Linked DNA regions of Homo sapiens: region 2 is linked to region 1. Evidence: chromatin loops called from intact Hi-C (ENCODE). Cell type or tissue: heart left ventricle. All regions are shown on one strand. Each heading gives the region's core, and the rest is flanking DNA. Links, peaks and the distances in the headings are about the cores only.

Evidence for each region. Peaks named below come from ENCODE experiments on the same cell type or tissue, not always from the same donor. Only the 100,000 strongest peaks of a DNase experiment are listed, where the experiment ranks them.
Region 2: a loop joins it to region 1, with 2.7 times the contacts of the local background. A loop is called at or near these places in 11 of 110 quality-filtered maps.

What each region holds. Positions count from the first base shown.
Region 1 is chr7:73,893,514-73,896,419 of GRCh38, forward strand. No RefSeq gene overlaps it. Among named protein-coding and RNA genes, the nearest start is that of TMEM270, 34 kb to the left of the region's middle. In heart left ventricle, for the core only: no CTCF peak of the experiment used is centred there; a DNase peak (open chromatin) is centred at 1,668; H3K27ac peaks cover 2,201 bases.
Region 2 is chr7:73,977,995-73,980,900 of GRCh38, forward strand. No RefSeq gene overlaps it. Among named protein-coding and RNA genes, the nearest start is that of ELN, 49 kb to the right of the region's middle. RefSeq lists an enhancer at 1,125-1,419. In heart left ventricle, for the core only: a CTCF peak has its summit at 1,322 (motif pointing left); a DNase peak (open chromatin) is centred at 1,291.

The sequences.
Region 1 (2,906 bases), core at 225-2,724:
GGGCCGGGACAGCCCCCGCAGGAGGAGGCTGGGCTCCCCCTGCAAAACCATCCGTTGATGGGAGGGGTGGGGGGCCACCTGGCCCTGGCCCAGCCTGGCTAGCCTCCCATCCCATGTTTTGTTCACAGAGTTTGGAATGTCCTGGGACACAGAGCTCGGCTCCCTGGGGGGGACACTTGTGCCATTGCCTTGATCTCATCGCTGGACAGGTTTCTCCTTCATTCCAGCCCAGGACTCGGCAGGCTCCCAGCTGCAGCTGCTGCCAGGCCCAGTCCGTCTGTGTCTGTCCCAGCGCTGGCAGCCAGGAGTGTGCAGCTGGGAGTGGAGGGCTTCCCAGGGGAGGCTCCCCCAGCCCGTCTGCGTGGGCCCTGGGCACGCCTCCCAACTGGATCTCCCCAAGCCACTGCCAGCTGACCCTCTTCACAGACTCCTTGGTCTGTGACCTCAGACTCTGGGGCCCCAAGGGTAGTTTGGAATGATGTTCTCAGGACCCGGGGACTTGGGAAGGGCCAGAGCGTGCCAGCTGCCCTGGTTTCTGTTCCCCTTAGCAGGCCAAGCTATGCCCTAGAATGGGGCTCTGCCAAGTGTGTTGGGGAACAGGTGTTGTATATATTCTGCATGCACATGTGTGTAGAATTTCCCTGAACTCCCAGTGTTAAATATCCCTAGATTTGGGAGTGACATATAAGGTTGATTAATGGCAGGGTGAGGTTGGGGTGGAGGGCTAAGGAGGCTAGGGTCCTTGTTCAGGAAGGAGCCCATCCTTACCTGGAATGTATATTCCTGCTGCACCTGGCTCACTCTATCATGTGCCAGTCTGGGATGGCTGGGTACTCTACACCTTGACTTGGTCCTGTATGTCCAGCCACCGGCTGGAGAGAGGGGAAGCAGGGCTGGTCTTGTCGTCAGAAACATGGAAAGGTCTGAGCATGTGTGTTCATATGCATGAATATGCATTATTCTTGAGATCTCAGCTCTGGAAGGAGATCGATCCTTACCTGGCCACGGTATGCGCCTGGTGTGCCTAGCTCCCACCGTCTGCTGCTTTGAGATGGCTCAATAATGGTGCCTCACCTGGGCCCACCTGGCTGGGATATAGAGCCAGGGCACCACGATAAAACCAAGAGGAATAGTGCCTGGGGGAGATAGAGCCGAGGATGGTCCGCCGTGGTGTGTCCTTAGCATGGGCAATTCCTGCCCTGATGTAGGTCAGTATCCGCCTCAGGCTCGGGCAAACTCTTGTCTTTCCACATCATTAATGAGGAGACTAAATAAATCAGTCCCTCTGGAGGGCCCCCCAGCCCCTCAGGCAGCCTGGCTGAAGCTATTAATATTCCCCGTGTTTATGACCCCTTGGCCCTGCTGCCAGACTCCTCTCTAGCCATTGAAATTAATTTTGTGAATCAGAAAGAGGGGGAGTACAGCCTGTTGGAATCCAGGACGATGACATTTCCACCTCCCCCCTGTGGTGAGTCCCACTCACTAATTCTATAAAGCAGTCACCGGGCCAGCCCAGCCTAGGGCCGCCCGCCTGGCTGGGGCTGCCTCATGCCTCTGCTATGCTCTCCCCACAACCCCCAGGGAGGGGGGCTGGCCCCAGCCCCGATGATTCAGGCCCCCTGACACCTTGCACTGATGTCAGTGGGAATGGAGACCTCAGGCCCCAGGACCTCCTGGCCTGTTGCCTGCGCCCGCGCCCTGCACGGGGGTTGGCCCCGGCTCGTGCCTCTCGTGACCTTCCCATGGATGGGGCCTGGCTGGGAAACGAGGCCAGGCCAGACGGCCTCTCCCTCATGCTGTCCCCTTTCTGAGAGCTGCCCAAACTGGCGCCGGGCCGTCCCTTGGCCTCCTTGGGTTTCGAGGACTCATTCTAAAATTAATTTGGGGGAATTCAGGGAATTTGTGAGCAAGTTCCCAGAGAACTGTGGCTGCCCTGGGGGCAAGTGTCTCTCCTTCCTCCCACCCTCCCCCACTTTAACTTCCCCAATTTCCTATATGAGCAGATCCTCTTTGGGTAAACTCATTCCACAAAGGGCAGGGCAGGATGCCTGCATGCTGTACATTGGGGTAGGCTCTTTCCCCCTCCACCCCCACTATGAAGAAGTTTCCAAGAAGAGCTTTTCATTTAACATAGTCTCAAGTCATTTAAGATAAGATTTGCAAATATTTTCTCTCATTCTGTGGGTTGTCTTTTTCATTTTCTTCATAGTGTCCTTTGAAGCACAAAAGTTTTCAATTTTGATGAAATCCAATTTGTCTATTTTTTCTTTGGTTGCTTGTACTTTTGGCATCATATCGAAGACACCATTGCCAGGTCTAAGGTCACGAAGATTTACCACGATGTTGCCTTTTAAGAGTTTTCTTGTTTTAGCTCTTACATTTAGATCTTCACTCCATTTTGAGTTAATTTTTATATATGGTGTGAGGTAGGGGTCAAACTTCATTCTTTTGCATGTGGATATCCAGTTGTCTCACCACCATCTGTTAAACAGACTATTCTTTCCCCACTAAATGGTCTTGACACTGCTGTCAAAAATCAATTTACCACAATTGTAATGGTTTATTTCTCAATTCGATTCTATTGATCTATATGTCTATGTTTATGCCAGTAACACATTGTCTTAATTACTGTAGCTTTGTAGTAAGTTTTGAAATTAGGAAGTGTAGGTCCTCCAAATGTTCTTTTTCAAGATTGTTTTGGCTATTTGATGTTCCTTGAAATTCCATCTGATTTTTAGAATGGATTTTTTCCATTTTTGCAAATACACCACTGGGATTTTGATAGGCATTGCATTGAATCTGTTTTTGGTAGTATTGTCATCAGCTTTGGGTAGAATTGTCATCTTAACAATAACAAGCCTCTAATCCACAAACATGGGATGTCTTTCCATTTATTTAGATCTTTA
Region 2 (2,906 bases), core at 202-2,701, 84 kb after region 1:
GTGTGTGTGCAGGCATGCGTGTGCAAGTGTGTGTAGGCATGTGTGTGCAGGTGTGCGTGTGCAGATTGTGTGTGCAGGTGTGCGTTTGCAAGCGTGTGTGTGCAGGCATGTGTGTGCAGGTGTGCGTGTGCAGATTGTGTGTGCAGGTGTGCGTTTGCAAGCGTGTGTGCAGGCATGTGCGTGCAGGTGTACATGTGGAGGCATGTGTGGTCAGGCATGCATGTGCAGGTGTGTGCGTGTGCAGGTGTGCGTGTGCATGAACATGACTGTAAACTGGGTGCCCTTTCCCCTTCAAGCCTGTGGGTCTCAGTCCAGAGTCCACAGACAGCGTTAGAGCCTTGCCTGTGACTCAGAGGCAGGCCTTTCTCAAGCCGCCGTGCCGCCGGGTCGGGGGGAGGTCTGGGCCATGTGGCTACATCTGGGAGTCCAAGTTCAGGGCCAAGGATGGGCAACCAGCCCGTGCTCCCCGGTACACACCCATGTCCAACATCGCTCTCAGATGGCCCACCTTTCAGAGGAAGGAGGACCGGAGTTTGCAGGTCTTGGGAGAGTCCATGAAACACTGATACATACATTTATGTTCTTCCAAATCTGTAACAAAGCACACGAAAGAGAGAGCCTGCATTTCACGCATCTTAAACCACAGCCATGGAGCCCGTGCAGCTCATTCCCATTTATCATCCTTCCTGTGCACTAGAAACGTTCTGCGTCTCCACCAAACCCCCCATCCCCACCCCGCCCCCCAACCTGGCTTCAACCAGACGCTCGTAAATCTGTTTCTCTTGTTCCACACGAGCTGCCTGGGAAAAGGCCCCATTTGCTGCGTCTGCTCCTCCTTCCAAATGCTCGACGCCTTTGAGATTTTATGATTTCGGGTTATTGACTTGGCCTCCTGGGTCCCCCGTGGTAGGCGGCTGTTTGGGAGAGCGGCTGGAGGCTTTGGGTGACCTCAGGTTCACCCCTTGCCTAAACAGCGTTGGGGAGATGGTGCAAAAGACCTGCTGCTGCTGGCGGGTCCCGGGGCCTCATGTGGGAGCTCCTTATGGGGGCACAAACCCTGACCTGGGGCTAGCCTTCTGTGTCCCAACTCAGGCCCTGCACCCCACCCATTCTGAGCTTCTGGGCTCATTTCTCCCCAACTTCCTGAATCTGTGTTGCCAAAACCTCAGCTTCTGCTTCCCTTCCCAGCCTTAGCTCCTCCTCCCACTAAGAGCTCCCAAGGGAAACAGCCATGCGGTTGATGCAGGGCAAGGTGTGCAAAGGTCGTTCACTCCACAGCCAGGCCCCAGCCTCATCTGCGTCATGCTGCATGCTGCCACCAAGTGGCGGGGCTGGTTATTAGCTGGTATGGCCTGGAAGGGTGGTGCAGGTGGTTAAATATGTTGATTGACATTCAGAATGAAGGAACACCTGCCTTTGCCTGGAGGAAGCCCAGTCAAGAGGCAGAAGCAGGCAGGCAATACTAGAGCATTCTAAGTCCAGTGTTCAGGGTCACCGTGGCGCACACCTGTAATCCCAGCTCCTTGGGAGGCCGAGACGGGTGGATTGCCTGAGCTCAGGAGTTTGAGACCAGCCTGGGCAACATGGTGAGACCCCGTTTCTACTAAAAATACAAAAAATTAGCTGGGCATGGTAGTGCTTGTAGTCCCAGCTACGCGGGAGGCTGAGGCAGGAGAATCGCTTGAACCCAGGAGGCGGAGGTTGCGGTGAGCCAGGATCATGCCACTGCACTCAAGCCTGGGCGACAGAGCAAGACTTTGCCTTCAAATTAAATAAATGAATAAATAAATAAATCCAGTGTTCAGTAGTGTTCAGCAGGACTTGGGGCTTGGAGGAACCATCAGCCCTATCCAAGGCTCTTGGGGTGGGAAGAGGGGACAGCTTCTAAGTTAACCCCTGAAGGACCTATAACAAACCCCAAAGGTTGTATAGCAGGCGTGTGGCTCACTTGTAGAAATCCCAGGACTTTGGGAGGCCGAGGCAGGCGGATCACCTGAGGTCGGGAGTTCAAGACCAGCCTGGCCAACATGGTAAAACCTCGTCTCTACTAAAAATACAAAAATTAGCCAGGTGTGGTAGTGACTGCCTATAATCCCAGCTACTCAGAAGGCTGAGACAGGAGGATCGCTTGAACCCAGTACACGGAGGTTGCAGTGAGCCAAGATACCGCGCCACTGCACTCAAGCCTGGGCAACAGAGTGAGACACTGTTTCCAAAAAAAAAAAAAGGTTGTAGTGACAGAAAAGATGGATGATGAGTGGTACTTCCAGACAGAACCAGCAGCATAAGGAAAGCCCTCAGGCGAAAGAGACGTTTGATATGTTTGGCAAATGGGTTTTAGTGTCCACAGAACAGGGAGATGAAAGCTGGAGACATGGACTTTGGCCAGTTGTCATCTACAAAGCTGGGCCAGAGGGGCTGAGGTTTGCCTGGGGACAACAGTGTAAGCAGGGGATGACAGGATTAGATTTGAGTTGTAGGCTGGGCGCGGTGGCTCAGCCTGTAATCCCAGCACTTTGGGAGGCCGAAGCAGGTGAATCACTTGAGGTCAGGAGTTCGAGACCAGCCTGTCCAACATGGTGAAAGCCTGTCTCTACTAAAAATACAAAAATTAGCTGGGCATGCTGGTTCATGCCCGTAATCCCAGCTACTTGGGAGGCTGAGGCATGATAATTGCTTGAACCCAGGAGGTAGAGGTTTCAGTGAGCCGAGATCACCCACTGCACTCCAGCTTGGGCAATAGAGCAAGACCCTGTCTCAAAAAAAAAAAAAAAATGGAGTCATAGCAAACCATTCTTCAATGAGGAAAGCCGACTGGGGAAGAAGCTTTCCCCTACCATACGCCATACACCAAAATTAATTCTAAATAGGTCACGTAACTATTTGTAAAAGCTAAAATGATAAAA